Linked DNA regions of Homo sapiens: region 1 is linked to region 2. The links are chromatin loops, found by intact Hi-C in ENCODE. Cell type or tissue: CD4-positive, alpha-beta T cell. All regions are shown on one strand. Each heading gives the region's core, and the rest is flanking DNA. Links, peaks and the distances in the headings are about the cores only.

The links. Peaks named below come from ENCODE experiments on the same cell type or tissue, not always from the same donor. Only the 100,000 strongest peaks of a DNase experiment are listed, where the experiment ranks them.
Region 1: it touches region 2 in a loop (4-fold over the local background); 10 of 110 quality-filtered maps call a loop at or near these places.

What each region holds. Positions count from the first base shown.
Region 1 is chr3:184,349,662-184,357,972 of GRCh38, forward strand. CLCN2 (chloride voltage-gated channel 2) reads right to left here. Exons shown (of 24, transcript NM_004366.6): 5 at 8,301-8,311; 6 at 8,118-8,195; 7 at 7,959-8,037; 8 at 7,701-7,826; 9 at 7,521-7,605; 10 at 7,332-7,433; 11 at 6,033-6,117; 12 at 5,713-5,868; 13 at 5,243-5,312; 14 at 4,887-4,997; 15 at 4,440-4,653; 16 at 4,001-4,134; 17 at 3,589-3,761; 18 at 3,372-3,486; 4 more. Among named protein-coding and RNA genes, the nearest start is that of CLCN2, 7.8 kb to the right of the region's middle. In CD4-positive, alpha-beta T cell, for the core only: CTCF peaks have their summits at 4,796 (motif pointing right) and 5,014; a DNase peak (open chromatin) is centred at 4,810.
Region 2 is chr3:184,539,761-184,548,081 of GRCh38, forward strand. All of the region lies in intron 6 of LINC01839 (long intergenic non-protein coding RNA 1839), which reads left to right. It overlaps LINC01840 (long intergenic non-protein coding RNA 1840), which reads right to left. Exons shown (of 2, transcript NR_046593.1): 2 at 6,954-7,417. Among named protein-coding and RNA genes, the nearest start is that of LINC01840, 13 kb to the right of the region's middle. In CD4-positive, alpha-beta T cell, for the core only: CTCF peaks have their summits at 1,527 (motif pointing left), 1,747, 4,369 (motif pointing left) and 4,569; DNase peaks (open chromatin) are centred at 1,511, 4,391 and 6,681; H3K27me3 peaks cover 503 bases.

The DNA of each region.
Region 1 (8,311 bases), core at 1-8,000, 190 kb before region 2:
GGCCCTATTGTAAGTGCTTCACATGTTTCAAGTCCTTTAATTCTTAGAAAACCCAGTGAGGTGTGATCCCCATTTTACAGATCGGGAAAGTGAAGCACAGAGAGGCTAAGAAACTTACCAAGGTACACAGCAAGCCAGCATGTGGCAGAGTAAGGATTTGGGTTCAGTTGGTCTGGCCCTAGCTGTGGCCGCCACTCTGGCCTTTACCATTGCTTCTCCGTGGGTGGCCTCTGAATGAATTACTTATTAGCCGGCACAGCGATCTCCAGTTGCACGGGTTCCTAAGTAGTCTCCAGTGTTTTCTCTCTCTTATCTGAATGTTCCCCTCCTGAACTTAATTGGGCGACTACCTATTGATTCCTCAGGCCTGTAAGGACATTTTGAATTCTAATCTTTTATGTTCTTATCACTTCTAGTTCTTTGTACTTTTGTTAGTTGGTTCCTCAAAGACTTCTTCTCTTCTGATTTTTAAGTTTGTAACAAATATCTACTTTGTTCTTTTTCATTTAATTCAATTAGACATCATGGAACCCATTGGAGGGCCCATACTTCTTGGGCCTGGGAACAGTGAACTGACATGGAGAGGGACAACATGGCCTTCTGAAAGAATCCTGGGAGCAGGGCCAGGAAATCTGGGCTCTGGGCCTGACTCTGCTGTGCTGACTCAGGCACGTGACCTCCTCGCTGCATGCCTCAGTTTCCCTGTGTATTAATATGGTTAAGGCCACAGGCTTTTGAGTCAGACCATCCTAGATTCCAGGCCCAGTTCTGCTACTTATTATTATTTTTTTGAGATGGAGTTTCGCTTTTGTCACCCATGCTGGAGTGCAGTGTCATGATCTCGGCTCACTGCAACGTCCACCTCCCATGTTCAAGCAATTCTCCTGCCTCAGCCTCCCATGTAGCTGGGATTACAGGTGCCTGCCACCACGCCTGGCTAATTTTTTGTATTTTTAGTAGAGATGGAGTTTCACCATGTTGGCCAGGCTGGTCTCGAACTGCTGACCTCAAGTGATCCACCTGCTGCAGCCTCCCAAAGTGCTGGGATTACAGGTGTAAGCCACTGCGCCAGTTCTGCTACTTATTAGCTGTGTGTCCTTGTGCAACTTGCTCAACCTCTCTGAATCTCAGTTTTCTTATCTATAAAAACTGGAGGATCGCAATATCTAAGTGCGTGCTTGTGATGATTAAACAGTTGAAGAGCTTAGCACAGTGTCTCGCACATAGCAAGCACTCGAAAAATGTCAGCATGATCATCATCATGGATGTTTGAGGAGTAAGATCATTGTGGAAAGGCCTCAGAGGTTTTGGGAAGAAGGGCTTTAGATAAAAGCCCTCTCAGGCCTATTACCTTTTTTCTTGCAACTGCACTGCAGTTTGCCACTCATCCAAGGACTTCTAAGTTCCTTTATTTTTGCCTTTTTGTTTCTCTTTTGTCCCCTATGCTTCCTGCCTCAGTCTCCGCTTGTCCATGCTATACTGGCTCTTAGGCAGAGCTTGTGTGTAAGCTGAATGCCCAAGCTGCAGGTTTTGGGTACATCTACCTGCTGCTTATCCCCTCCCCCAAACCCCCCAACGCTTCAAGGCTTGTACATTATGCCTGTCAAAAGTTTAGCTAAAACACCCCTTGGCTTCTGCTGGTCCCAGGAGCCATTTTACCAATGCAGGCTGCCCCCCTTAGGAGTCCTGGACGCAGAGAGCTCCTGGCCTCCTCTGGGGTCTGCCTCGCCCACCCCAGGCAGTCTGCTCAGTTCCTCGCCGCATTTCTGCAGGCTGCTTTGCAGTTCTGCTGAGCCATCTTCCCGCGTCCGTACCAGTTTTCCTTCGGCCCACATTAAGGCAGACTTTCTGGGGTCTGGCATTCCAAGCCCCCCACTGGGTGTTTCTCATCTTTGTTTATCTCTACTCTGCAGTCTCCCCACCCCTACTTGGATGTTTGTTGGCTTGTTTATTGCATTTTCTTATCCTGCCTGTTTCTCACCCGTTTTTTTCCGCATGGGCGTATCAACCTTGCTGGGCTGTGGTGGCCTCCCGCCTAGCTCTGACCCTGGCCTGGCCTTCTGGCTTCCACCCAGCTCAATCCCTGTCTTTGTTGCTTCGTTGGTCCAGAGTTCCCTCGAGGGCAAGGCTGAGCAGAGGAAAAACGATGCCTGGCTCCACCACAGAGCAGGAGGAGGCTGCTCCCACCTCCCATCATCCAAGCAGTATGTCTAAAAAACATCTCCGCACTGAGCCAACTCCCTTCTCCTCCCTCCTTCCCCACTGGCCTGAGTCCAAACTTGTAGGGGGACCAAGATCCCCACTGTGTCCTGAGAGCCTAGACCAGCCCTGGGCCAGGCTGCTGGCCCTACCTTGTGCAAAGAGGTCCGCTCCACCAGCTGGAAGGGAGCAGGATCAATTTTGCAGTCACTGAAGTTGACAGGTTCATCTAGTTGCTGCTCCTCCCACTCCAGAATCTGAGGGGAAGAGACTATGAGGTTTAGGGAGAAGGTGCCTGTAGCTGACCTCACCTCCCTGAAAGCTGGCCTGCCCTTTTTCCAACCCCGTGGTCCCTCCCATGGGGACAGCAGCCAACATGATGATTGAACACAACCAGGAAGAAACAGGGTCCAGAGTCCAGTGGCACCTTACCTCTTCAGGGCTCATCTCGCCTTCCAGGTCCGCGTCACTCTAGTAGAGAGGGAGGGAGGCTGGCAGCTAGGGGCTCTGGAGTTTATCCAGCCTAGACCCTGCCCTCCCTGCCCGGTGCCGCCGAGATGCTAGAAGAGCAGGCATACTTACTGCCAGGGAGATTCGGACACGCTTCAGCTTGCGCTTCTCACAGGATTCCAACTTCTTCAGTTTTGTTAGAGCCAAACCAGAAAGATGAGGAGTTGAGGTTATAGGGAGAGGGGAGGTGAGGGGAAGTGGTGGAGCCCAGGGGAAAGGGCACGCCACAGGACCTGAGCTGACAGCAGGGAGGGCCGAAGGGCAGGGAGAATAGAGGCAGGCACTGCAGGGTTAATGACGTGGTCTCAGCATTGGAGAGGGAGCTGGGGAAAAAGCAAGCTAGGAGGACAGGCTCCAGCCACTCACCTCCGAAGCAGCCTCAGGGGGTGGACTGCCACAGAAGAGGCTCCGGAGGGCGATGCCTGCCGACTCTGCGCTCCCTGTGTTCCCAAACATAAGGCCCCAGGGGGCAATGTCATCTTTTGGGGAGAGGACCAGGAAAGGTAAGGAAGACACAGGGAGAGGTATCCCAGTTCCAGCCCTGGCCCATGTGGGCAGCCTCTTCCAGCTGGGATGTACCCCAGCAACAGGGCTGGGCAGGGACTCTAATGGATCTCAGTAGCTTGGCTGAGGCTCTGTGGACACAGGAGACATGGGCTTACCTGTGGGACTCTCTCCGAGGTTCCTGGTGACACTGGGCCCCCTCTTGAGTGCAGGCTTTAGGGGCTTGTGGGTCTCCCCCCGGGCTGCTGGGAAGGCTGAGTCTTCTGTGTTCACCTGCATAGGCAGGAAGGGGCTGGTGAGGCCACGGCCCCAGACCACCCTCCCAATCAGTCTACACAATGACATTTAGGAAGCGTTTGTGGCTTTTCCCCTCACCTGGAAGCAGACAGAAGCCTCAGGGGTAGGGGGACCCTCCTGATCAGATAGTGGAGAGGTCTGGGTGGCTCTGCGCTCCTGCATGTGCTGCCGCCGGCGGGCTGGGCTCAGCTGGGCCCCCAACAATGCCACCACCTGTGAACGCTCGATGGAGCCCAGCAGAATCATGGACTCTGGACAGAACAGGTGGAAGGACTCAGGAGCTGAGAGGGAGCCCTCCAGCCCCGTCCTTCTCTCACACTCAGAGTGGGGGGCCTTGCATGCAGGCCACACACCAGAGGGAAGCCCCCACCTGGCAAGTGCTGGTCCATTCCCTTTGGAACCAAGGAGACTGGTCCTGAGCTCCCTGCCCCTTCCCGAAGCTTCGACCCTGGGCAATGCCCCTAGCACCTGGGACCCCTCCTGGCCTCACCAGGGGACTCCACTAGGGCCAGCATTCGGCCCTTGGTCCTGTGCAGTGCCAAACGCAGGTCCCGGAAGGTGCAGCTGAGGGCCACATGGGGAACATCCCGCACCATGATGTCCTCCACACGCACCCGGTACTGCCTGGGGGCCGAGAGAGGCGCTTGGTTTGTGGTCAGCATGGGGAGAGGTGCCCAGAGCATTGCCATCCCAGGGCCACAAGGAGGGCTCCAGAGCCCATCCATGGGGACGGGAGCTAAGGACCAAGGGGTGCTCCCACCCTTCTTTCTGAACAGCAGGGGCCAGCTACAGCCCCTCCAGAGTGTGGACGAAGGTGGCTCATCTCCCAGCTTCGTAGGCTCCAGGACCTTGCTAGAGGTGGCTGTAGGGGGATCTAGGATGCCCTCTGCCCTTCACCCACAGCCCCCTTGGCACCCAGCCCTCCGTACTGGTGGCGGCCCCAGCCGAGCTCAGGCAGGTAGGGCAGTTTCTTGATTCGGATGATGCTGTCATAGAGGGAGGGCTGCAGACTCTGGGCGACAGCGTTGGCCAGGATGACGGCGATCATGACAGGCAGGATGTGGGCAATCTGGCCTGTGAGCTCGAACACGATCACAGCCGTGGACACTGTGTGTGTCACCGCTCCTGCCAGCGCAGCTGCCCCTGGGGACAGTCACACTCAGTCTCCTCAGGGTGCCCAGGTCCCAGAAGACCCTCCACAACCAGGGCAGGTCCTGAGTGGGTCCCTCAGGGCTGCCCAATACAGTCCTGGGATTGGACCTGTGCATCTGAGGGAAGCCTGGTTTCTGCCAGCAGGGGGCACCAGAGTCTCGGACCCTGTGGCTGGGGCGTGGGTGGGGGGGTCTCCCAAGGCCGATGGGACCTGAGGCACTCACCGACCACAGCGTAGCCCCCAGGCACAATCCGGTAGGTGCTGCTGTCCGTATGAATTCCATCTGGGAACCAGGCAGCCATGCTTTCACCCACCAGACGCCCAAATGCTGCTCCTTCAGGGAGGGGGGTGGGAAGAGAAAGAGGCAGTGGAGGGGGAGGGCAGGGGGCACTAGGAAGAGAGAGGGTCAGAGGGTGAGGGAGGGGCCAACGGGTCATTCAGTGTAGGGCACAGCCCTGTGGGGTCAGGGTTCGGGCTAGGGCTGGACCAAAAACCCGCTCTTGGGCAGAGGGTTGGCTGGGGGGGTGGCCAGAGGCTGAGGAAGGTGCAGGCTGGGTGAGCAGGCAGCTGAGAACTCACCAATGACAAAGACAGGCATGAAGGCCCCACAGGGAACTGGGATGGTGGTGGCCAGTGCAGACATCCAGAACTGCAGGCAGGGGGTGGTTCAAAGGCGAAGAGGCTCCACCTGGCCCCAGGCAGCCCACAGCGCCACCCAGGAGAAGTCTACCTCGCTGATCAGGTGGGCGTAACCCTCCCAGCCACCCCGTAACCCTCCTAGCTACCCTGGGACCCCCAGGCCTCCCAGGTGATGGCAAGGGGAAGGACTCTGGAAGCAGATGGCTTGGGTTCAGATCATCGCTCTGCCCTCTAGCTGTGTGACTTTGGGCCAGCTACTTGTGTTTCGACTCCCCCATCTTTCAAACGGGGGTGATAATAGTGCCTTTCCCATGGCACTGTGGAGAGGCTTCGAGGAGTGAGCACTGCGTGGCAGGTGCTTAGAAGGGCAAGCTATGTAAAGGTTAGCAGTGTACACGTGAGGAGCCCACCTTCATGAGAATGAAGATGACCAGGGTGAGGAAGACGTTGGCACGTGGTGGGTTCCAGGCCTGTGAGGTGCTGGGTGGTTCTAGCTCCTCCACCAGGCCCTGGCGGACCCACGTCCGATTGTCAAACAGGGTGACCAGCGTCTCTTTCTGTGAGAGCTAGAGTGAACAGGGTGCCTCAGGCTGGGAAACCGACAGGATGAAGGGAAGAGGCCATGGGATCCCACGGGGAACAAGGGGTCCCACAGTCACACTGGGGCTGTTGGCTTTGGAGGAATGCCTTCCAAGGGAAAGCACAAAACTCCTGTTCTGCCTGTGGTTACCTGTCCAGCCATGAACTGTCCAAAGCCAGGGGGGAAGGTCAGCGTGGAGATGAGCAGGGTCACCAGAGCCGGGAAGAGCAGGCGTCTAGAGTCGTAGGTTTCACATCAGTCGTGGGTGGCCAAGGGCTGGGTGGCCTCGCATATCTCAGGGCTGAGGTCAGAGCAGAGCCTTGGCTCTTTCATGAAAACACTCAGTCCTGACAGAAGGTCTCCTTTGCTGTTTATGATACGATAGCCCCAAGGCTGATGGTGGACTGGGGTTATTCTAAGAGCAGGGGTCTGACCCAAAGACCTTTCTGTCAGCCCCTGACTCTGTAGGTGGGTAGCAGCAGCAGAAAGTCCATCCTCCAAGCCCTCCCTTGGGGCCCTCCGAGTTGTTATTCCACCCTCCACCCTCAGAAGCCCATCAGGGCATATTGTGTGATGGGGTGGAGAAGTTTCTGCCTCTCTTTGTCTCTCTGCAGTGACTTAGAGTGAAGGTCAATGTTGGGGGAAGCTGGGGTCACTTGTAAAGTTGACCAGAGGTGCGTAGGGAGCAGGTTCAGCTGGCTGCCCTCTCTCTGAAGGATGTCAGTCCCAAGGGAAGTCATGTCTCGCCCTCCCCACTCCCAATCCTCAGGGTCACACTGAGAGAGCTGTGTTCTGGAGATTAAAAAAAAAAAAATCTCGGCCGGGCACAGTGGCTCACGCCTGTAATCCCAGCACTTTGGGAGGCCAAGGTGGGCAGACCTGAGGTCGGGAGTTCGAGACCAGCCTGACCAACGTGGCGAAACTGTCTCTACTAAAAAATACAAAATTAGCCGGGCGTGGTGGTGCATGCCTGTAATCCCAGCTACTTGGGAGGCTGAGGCAGGAGAATCGCTTGAACCCAGGAGGCGGAGGTTGCGGTGAGCCGAGATCGCACCATTGCACTCCAGCCTGGACAACAAGAGTGAAACTCCGTCTCAAAAAAAAAAAAAAAAAAGAGATCTCATCTATCCCCATGGGTCATGGGGGGAACCTGAGGCTCAAACACTCTCCAGGGAGCATTCCTATATGGGCCAGCCCAGAGGACCTGAGGAGGCCTTAGTCTTTGATTCCCAAATGTCCTCTACCGCTGACTATAAACTTAAAAATGCCAATTTTCAGGTAATTCATATGAATATAAAAATGCTCAGTCAGCCTGGAAAACACTGCTGGCTGATTTCTCAGTGAAGTGCCTGTTTTGACTGGGCCATTCTCTCCCCATCACTGTCCCCTGACCTACTGTGGCCCTTATACAACTCAAAGCAGCCTGGAGAGGAGCCGAGAGCCACTCACTTCCTCATGAGGAAGCGATTGATGGTTTTCTGCTTCCGCATCACCTGGACAATCTTCCGGTTCAGGTAGACAAAGAGGGCTCCACCGAAGCCACTAGCAATACTGGAAAGGGAAGAGGCACCTGAGTGAAAAGGAGCCTTCTAGAAACCCCCCTCCTCTCTGATACCCCCAGCCCCCTCAGCTCCTCACCCAATGACAGCAAAGGCTGGCAGCTCCTGCAGGTCAAAGGGGAAGTCGAGCCGGAATCGGGTTTTGAAGAGGGCTGTAATAGTCTCTAAAGGGAAGAACAGCAGAGGGAGGCAGGCCTAGCCTCGTGGGCCCCCTACCTGGCACCATCTCGGGCTGCCCTCATCCCCTGGGTGCCCCCACCTTCATCCCGGTTCCAGACTGCCAAGACCCGGAAGATGAAGGCACTGAAGGTGGCAGCGAAGAAGCCCCGCCAGTAGTTCCGCACTGCAAAGAAGGTGGAGGTGACCTCGATGCTGAAGAGGACGCCTGTGAGGGGGAGGGAGACCAGCACTTGAGGCCTGGGCCTGGCCTAAGGCCTCAGACCCAGATAAGAGGGGCCAAGGAGGAGAGGCCAAGGGCAGGGTTGTGGGGCTGGACTGACCTAGGAGCCCTGCCTACCTCCAATAGGTGCCGCGAAGCAGCAGCCCACCCCCACGGCACAGGCGGCAGCCAGCATCTCTGTGTTCCGGGATTCATTCTGGCGAGAGTGGTGGCAAGAGGGGGTCAGCTGTGGGCTCAGCAGCCTCTGCCCCCTACTTGCCCCAGGGTTCCCCTTACCTCATAGATACCCCCAAAGAGGGAGAGGAACTTGCTGAGAAGGGCAGCACACATGCTTGCGATATGCACAAAAGGGCCCTGCGGGGTGGGGCAGGCGGTGAGTCGGGAGGGGGCCCGCCCTGACCTTGGCCTGGCCTCCTCTTCCACCAGGAGGGACTCCTTCATTCCCCAGCCTGCAGTTACCTCTTTGCCAA
Region 2 (8,321 bases), core at 180-8,179:
GAGAATCGCTCGAACCTGGGAGGCGGAGTTTGCGGTGAGCCAAGATTGTGCCATTGCACTCCAGCCTGGGCAACAAGAGCGAATCTCTGTCTCAAAAGAGAAAAAAAAAAATAGTGGCAATATCGGTGTAAGAGCCTACCATAGAGAAGTGCTTCATGGCAGCTGAACCTGAACCTGGCACATCCTGGGACGCCTGTGGCCGCAGGGGAACCGCCTGGCCCAGCAGAGCTCGCTGTTTGATATGAACACGGATCACACAAGACAACTGGTAACAGCAGTGGCCTCCTGGGAGGGGAAAGGCTTACCACGGGCAAGACAGGGAGGGACATTTGTTTTTTTAAATTTTGTACACGATACATCTATTTCTTGGTTCAAAAGTATGTCAACCATTTTCCACCTTGGCCTGCACGCAGTGGGGTGCTGTGAACGTTCAACAAGGGGCTCTGGGGCAGCCTGGTACCAGCAGGCTCCAGCGCCCCCACCGGTTGCACAGGTGTGGTAAGGCCAAAGCTTAAGGACTGATGACTAAGGTTGCTGTTCTCCCTCAGTGGGAGGGAAACCAAGGTCCAGAGAAAGCCGAGGCTCTCTCTTAGGACCAAAAATCCAGCGGTGGCAAAATTGAGTCTGAATCCAAGTCATTTGACTTGGAAGGGCCCGGGTTCAGGTCCAGCCTCTCTGTCCAGCTGTGACCTGAAACAAGTTGGCTAACGTGTCTGAGCCTGTATTTTCTTGAGGATGATAATATCCACTTCTCAAGATTGTTTTGCAGCTTCACTACAAAAAAAAAAAAAAAACAAAAAAACAAAAAAACTACCTGAGGGTGCTTTGAAAACCTTGAAACCCTGGCCAGGCGCGGTGACTCACACCTGTAATCCCAGCACTTTGGGAGGCCGAGGCAGGTGGATCACCTGAGGTCAGGAGTTCGAGACCAGCCTGGCCAACATGGTGAAACCCTGTCTCACTAAAACTACAAAATTAGCTGGGCATGGTGGCAGGCGCCGGTAATCTCAGCTACTTGGGAGGCTGAGGCAGGAGAATTGCTTGAACCAGGGAGGTAGAGGTTGCAGTGAGCCGAGATTGCGCCATTGCACTCCAGCCTGGGCAAAAAGAGCAAAACTCCGTCTAAAAGGAAAGAAAGAAAAAGAAAGAAAGAAAGAAGAAAGAAAGAGAAAGAGAGAGAGAAAGAAAGAAAGAAAGAAGAAAGAGAAAGAAAGAAAGACCTTAAAACTCTAATACAATATAATGGGTTTTTAAATAAAAAAGAAAATAGAAATCACCTTTTCCTCTAGCCCCTCAGTTCAGCATTAGTCAAGCTTTTTAACCTACTCTTGAACGTATCAAGAGCCTTCTTTACTTGGCCCACCCTGGGTAGAACTGGGATTCTCCCCAGTTCCTGAAGTTTCCATGGCTCTACTCTGTAACAAGGAAAAGGGAAACATGCGTCCTCCCTCCGCTGGAGTTTCTCCACAGGTGAGTCCTTTGCTGCCAAAGGTTGTACCTGTTCTGCCACCGCCCCCTGCTGGTGACTCTTACAAGGCGCCCTGTCTTCACTGGCATCCGAGCAGGTTGGAATTTAAGGGAAGTATCTAGATCCACCTAGATGGGGCTTGGTGAGGAGGAATCAAGCTGCTGGGTCTCGAGTAGCCTCCATCTCTGCACCGTGGCCACTGTGCCCATCATGCCGGCAATGGGCTGTCCAATGGCAAAGGAAGGCTGATGGAGGTTGACCAGGTCATTTTGTCTAGTTGGTTGTTCAGTGCCTGTCCGCAGTGGATGCTCTCTGGCAGCTGTGAACATGCGCTACAAAGACCTTCACACTTGGGCCCACTCCCAAATGTCCAGACACATCCTCCAGCCCAGACCTGCTGCTCCTCATCTTCCAGCCTTTTTCCTTCAGGTCCCAGCCTCCAACCACTCAGCTGAGCCATCAGCCACTACCCATGAGTTGTACATATCTTAACTTTGGGACCCTTCTCTTTCCACACAAAGGGGATGATTAGCTGCACCATCTGAAACTCCGCCTATTTATTGGAGGATTTTCTCCAATAATTTTGGAGAAATAGTTTCCAAAATTATTGGAAAATTATTCCAAAATAATTCCAAAACTATTGGAAAATTCCAAAATGATTTCCAATAATTTTTTCCAATCCACCCCTGAGTGAGGCTGCCATCATTTTTAGTTTGCACATACATGTGGAGCTGACCCATCTGTACCCCAAGTTCAGGCTTTTCCTCCCCGCTTTGGCTGGTTGGACAGGAACCCATAGAATCATGGGCATGAGCTGGGGTGGGGGCCCTGCGGCTTGCTGTCCACTCACTTCAATCCTGGAGGACGCACCTCCATCTTACAACGGGCTGCTGCTGAGCCTGCTTGGCCTTACAGCTTGGGAGGACGACGAGACCCAGCTCACAATGGGACCGACGAGACCCAGCTCACAATGGGCAGTTCTGGTTGCACAGTCACTTGGTCCTCCGTGGCAGTTTCTTATTTTATTTAATTTATTTTTTGGCATGTAGTCCTCGCTGCAGCTGGCATGGCCTTGCTAGAGATCTCAGAGGGCTCGCTGTGAGTCTCCCACCCGAGCCTGCACAATCGCCACAGGCGTCTTTCCCCGCCATTGATCTTTCAGCACCATAATATCTGCTGGGCCAGAGGTTTCAGGCGACAGGCTGCATCTGTAGATGACACAAGGCTACCTGGAGTCATTAGGGTAGGGCAGCCTGAGCAGGGGCTGCCACTTCCTTCTCAGGGGAAGCTCTTGTGAATGCAAATGGGGCATGTTAAGTCCTGGAAGGAGAGAAAGAGAGAGAGAGGGAGAGAGACAGAGGTGGGGGGGGGGGGGGCGGGGAGAGAGAGAGAGACAGACGAGAGAGACAGACAGACAGGGCAAGGGGAGAGAGAGAGAGGTAGAAAGAGAGAGAAACAGATGGGAGAAGGGGGGAGGGGGGAGAGAGAGAGACAGAGAGGGGAGAGAGAGAAGGGAAGGAAGGAAGGAAAGAAGGAAGGAAGGAAGGGAAGGAGGGAGGGAGGGAAAGAAAGGGAGAAGAGAAAGAAAGGGGAGGAAGAAAGAAAATGAAGTTGCTCTTTGTTAGATGCTCTTGTGTCGTTTAGGGTCTTTTTCTGTATACATTGCCCCAACTAACTGTGAGTTCCTTCGGGGCAGAGTTAGAATCCCAGCTCCTCCACCTACTAGCTATGTGATCCTGGGCAAGCCACTTCACTTCTCTGAGCCTTGGTGTCCTCCTCTGTAAAATGGGGATAATTTTTTTTTTTTTTTTTTTTTTTTTGGAGATGGAGTCTCACTCTGTCACCCAGGCTGGAGTGTAGTGATGTGATCTCAGCTCACTGTAACCTCCGCCTCCCAGGTTCAAGCGATTCTCCTGCCTCAGCCTCCCAAGAAACTGCAATTACAGGCGCGCACCACCACACCTGGCTAATTTTTGTATTTTTGGTAGAAACGGGGTTTCACCACGTTGGTCAGGCTGGTCTTGAACTCCTGACCTCGTGATCTGCCCACCTTGGCCTCCCAAAGTGCTGGTATTACAGGCATGAGCCACCATGCCCAGCCCCAAATGGGGATAATATTTTAGCCCACAGCACAGTGGTCTGTGAGCATTAAGAGAAGGAAAGCACCCCTCCCCACCAGCACAGTGTCTGCACCCAATCAGCACTCCTTAAACGCTGGCTAGCATTCTCCTCCCCTGTGACCCTCTGGCAAAAGATTCCCCACCCCAACCTCAGCGCCCAGCAAATCTGTGCTAATGTGCGAGTGGGTATCGATGAGTTCATATAACCCTTGGGTAGCATGTGGTTAACATGTGTGCGTTTTAATAGGGCTATTTTACAGCAACTCTAATGATGTGTGGATTGTCTGGGGGCCATGGGGGTTGTTTTCTCAAGCTATAAACTCACCGATGCTCTGCTCCACATTCTCCTCAGAGTCTCTACCCTACCTCCTCTGTGGCCCAGGGTCTGCCCACAGCTGGCCCCTCACAGGTGCCCAGGGCTGCAGGGTGTGTGTATGTGGCTTGTGTGGTGTGTGTATGTGTGTGTGTGTGTGTTGTTTGTGTGGTGTGAGTGTGGGTGTTGCTCATATGTGTGTTGTCTACTTGGTGTATGTATGTGTTGTGTGGTTGTACGTATGCGTGTGTCCTATAATTAAAGTCCCCAGAAGCAGGGCACCCTGCCTGGGTGCCACCTTCTCACCCCTCTCCAGGGGCTCTGAGCACCCCCCCACCCCCGCGACGTGGCAGTGGGCAGCACCTGTGCCCTGATCTTTGCATCTCAGCCTCTCGCCCAGGGCTTTGTGCTAACGGGTGCTCAATACGGTAGTGCTTTGCTAATTGGGAAAAAGCGGTCGCGGGATGTTCTTTCCAGGGCAGTGCTGCAGTGCCCTCTGGTGGATTTTCTCTGAACTTCTCTAGGTTTGAGGTTCCGCTTGTCCTTGACAGGTAAGCCGGCCCTGAGAATCCAACCGCCTGGCCTTCTTCGCTTTTGGTCAGCCCTCCGCCTTGCAGAGAGTGGGGCTCAGTGGGAGCTGAGGCTGTGTGAGGGTGAGGCTGGGGTCAGGCTGGGGAGGAGACTGATGTTGGGAGTCCGGAGGTACAGTTATTCCTGTACCTCTAGCAATAAGAACTGTGAGGTGGAAATGCCCATTTCAGTGATGGTGGAGAGAAACCAATGGAACCTGAATATAGGCAGCGACCCCTTAGGAAGCATCTCCTCCTCCTCTTCCTCCTCCCCCTCCTCCTCCTCCTCCCCCTCCTCCTCCTCCCCCTCCTCCCCCTCCTCCTCCTCCTTCTCCCCCTCCTACTCCTCCCCCTCCTACTCCTCCTCCTCCCCCTCCTACTCCTCCTCCCCTCCTCCTCCTTCTCCCCCTCCTCCTCCTCCCCCTCCTACTCCTCCTCCTCCCCCTCCTCCTCCTTCTCCTCCTCCTTCTCCCCCTCCTGCTCCTCCCCCTCCTACTCCTCTTCCTCCTACTCCTCCTGTTCCCCCCTCCTCCCTCTCCTCCTCCTCCCCCCTCCTCCTCCTCTCCCCTTCCTCCTCCTCCTCTGCTTCTCTTCCTCCTCCCCCTCCTCCTCCTCTCCCCTTCCTCCTCCTCCTCTGCTTTCTCTTCTTTTCAGGCAGAAATGCCTCCACAGATTCCCTTATTATCCATGTAGAAAGGGAAGAAAGACATGAATGCTTGTATGTCAGATATGTTACAAGTAACTTGTTTAAAAGGGGAAAAGAAAATAGGGGAAGAGATAAGAAACAAGACAATAAATCTAGAAAATCAGGAATGAGAATAAAGATAACAACCAGAAAAGCAACAACAACGCAGAGATAGAAATCAAAACAAAAGCGATCTCAGTAATCATGAATAGATTAAATTATCCATCCTCTGCATACGAAAATACGAATATTTTAAATTTAGCTATTTCTTGTTAATAAAGATGACACATAAGGCCAAGATTCTCTTATACTAGGCAAATACTAGCATATGCACATCCAATCCATCAGCAAGTCTTGCTGGCTCTGTACCCAAAACACATCCCAAATCCATCTTCCCTGCTAGCACCACTGCCCAAGCTACCATCATCTCTTGTTTGAATGATTCCAGGAGCTTCCCAACCCATCGGCTGGGTTCTCCTGTTACTCCCCTGTAATCCAGATTCCACACAGTAACACAGTGGGTTTCTTTTCTTTTCTTTTTCCTTTTTTGAGACAGAGTCTTGCTCTTGTTGCCCAGGCTGAAGTGCAATGGTGCAATCTCAGCTCACTGCAACCCCCGCCTCCTGGGTTCAAGCGATTCTCCTGCCTCAGCCTCCCAAGTAGCTGGGATTACAGGTGCCCGCCACCACACCCAGATAATTTTTTGTATTTAGTAGAGACGGTGTTTCACCATGTTGGCCAAGCTGGTCTCGAACACCTGACCTCAGGTGATCCACCCGCCTCAGCCTCTCAAAGTGCTGGGATTACAGGTAGGAGCCACCGCACCTGGCCCACAGTGTTCTTTTGAAATCAGAAATCAAATCACGTTGCCATCCCTGCCCCCTGGTTTAATGATACTTCATGTGGCCCCCATTTCACTTGACATAAAATCCAAAGTCCTTTCTGCAGCCTATGCAACCCTATGAGTGGGATGAAGGAATGATGCCACTCCAGAGGGCAGAACCAGGGCCAAATGACAGGAGTTGCAGAGCATGAACCTTGACCCAAGAAAGGAGGAATTTTCTAGTCATCAGAGCTGTCCAAGCTGACTTCGCGATGTGGAATAAGGTCCCCACTACAGAGAGGATGGAGCTGCAGCTGAGGGGATTTCTGCACAGGGTTGGCTGGAGGCTGAAGTAGATTTCCCTGTTGCTTTCCTGTAGGAGACTCTGTGCCTCTAGGAATAAGAACTGTGAGGTGGAAATGCTCACTTTGGTGATGGTGGAGAGAAACAAATAGAATCTGAACATAGGCAGTAGTCCCTTAGGAAGCATCAGCTTCTGCTTCTTCTTGATTACTTCTTCCAGTGGGGAGCTCAATACATGGTGGGCAGCCCTTCCTTTCGGTCAACACTTCATGTATTGGGCAGGCCAAGTCTGTCTGCCTCCCCGAAACTTCCTCATCTCAGTCTCAGTTCCTCTCTCTTGCAGAGTTCTAAGCACTCTTCCAAAAGTGTGCCAGAGATTGTGCTGCATGTTGGGGACATAAAGATGAAAAACGTGAACTCTGCTGTCAGGAAGTTCACAGACTAGAGGGAGCTGGCTCATTCATAGCAGGAGCGCCACGAGGACAACGGGGTATTGCAAAGGGCAGAGCATGCAGGAACTGGAGTGTAGGAGAGCTCAGCCCTGGCTGGGCATCAGCATTACCCAGGGAGGTCTGAAAACTCCCACACCCACGGGGTCAGAGTATCCAGAGATTGTGAGGGCAGGGCCCAGGCTTTGGGGTTTCTTTTTTCTTTGTTTTTTGTTGTTGTTGTTGTTTGTTTGTTTGTTTTTTGTTTTGAGACAGAGTCTCGCTCTGTTCCCCAGGCTGGAGTGCAGTGGCACAATCTCGGCTCACAGCAAGCTCCGTCCGCCTCCTGGGTTCACGCCATTCTCCTGCCTCAGCCTCCTGAGTAGCTGAGACTACAGGCGCCCGCCACCACGCCTGGCTAATTTTTTGTATTTTTAGTAGAGACGGGTTTCACCGTGTTAGCCAGCATGGTCTCGATCTCCTGACCTCGTGATCTGCCTGCCTTGGCCTCCCAAAGTGCTGGGATTACAGGCGTGAGCCACCGCGCCCGGCGGCTTTGGTGTTTCTTAAAGATTCCCAGGTAGTTAGGTGACTACAGTCATGGGCCCCTGGCTTAGTTGGGAAGTGCTTCATCTCTGAGACACCAGGATTCGAATCCCCAGTTTTGCCGCTTAACAGCTTGGTGGCCATGGATCTGCCTCTCTAGTCCTGTGAATGAGCAGGAGAAAAAAGAAGGAGGGAGTGAGAGAAAGGGAAACAAGGAGAAATAGTTTGAGCAGTGCACCTGGCCATAAAACACCAGGGCGGGGCTGGGGGTGTCTTTGCAAATGGTCACGTCACACCAGGCCTAGCTGCACCCCAGTACACCAGGCCACCAGTACAGCTGTGGCACCCGCTCAGTCGTCTTCCTTTGCGGAGCACCTGCTGTCAGGGTTTATTGCAGAAGGAGCCAAGATCACACCTTTATGTAGGCAACAAAATAAATCCTTACAAAACATGAAAGGATTTTTACAGCCACCCTATGAAATGGGAACTGAGTACCCCCATTACAGAGAAGGAAACGGTTACATAGTCTATCTAAGGCCATGTGAAATGAAGGACTGGACTGGAACTAGAATGCAGACCTAGCTCATACAAAAGCCTGGAATGAGTCTTGCATATCCACTGCCCAAGTGAAAAAGGAAACTATTGGCCGGGCACTGTGGCTCATGCCTGTAATCCCAGCACTCTGGGAGGCCAAGGTGGGCGGATCACCTGAGGTCAGGAGTTCAAGACCAGCCGGCCATGATGAAACCCTGTCTCTACTAAAAATACAAAAAATTAGCTAGGCGTGGTGGTGCATGCCTGTAATCCCAGCTACTGGGGAGGCTGAGGCAAGAGAATCGCTTGAACCTGGGAGGTGAAGGTTGCAGTGAGCCGAGATTGCGCCATTGCACTCCAGCCTGGGCAACAAGAACAAAACTCCATCTCAAAAAAAAAAAAAAAGAAAAAAGGAAAAGGAAATTATTAGAGTATAGCTGTCTGTATTCCCCCCTGATCCTCTTCACCTCTCTCCCCTCCAACCACTGTCCTGAATTTGTGTTGATCATTTTCATCTATGTCTATATACCTT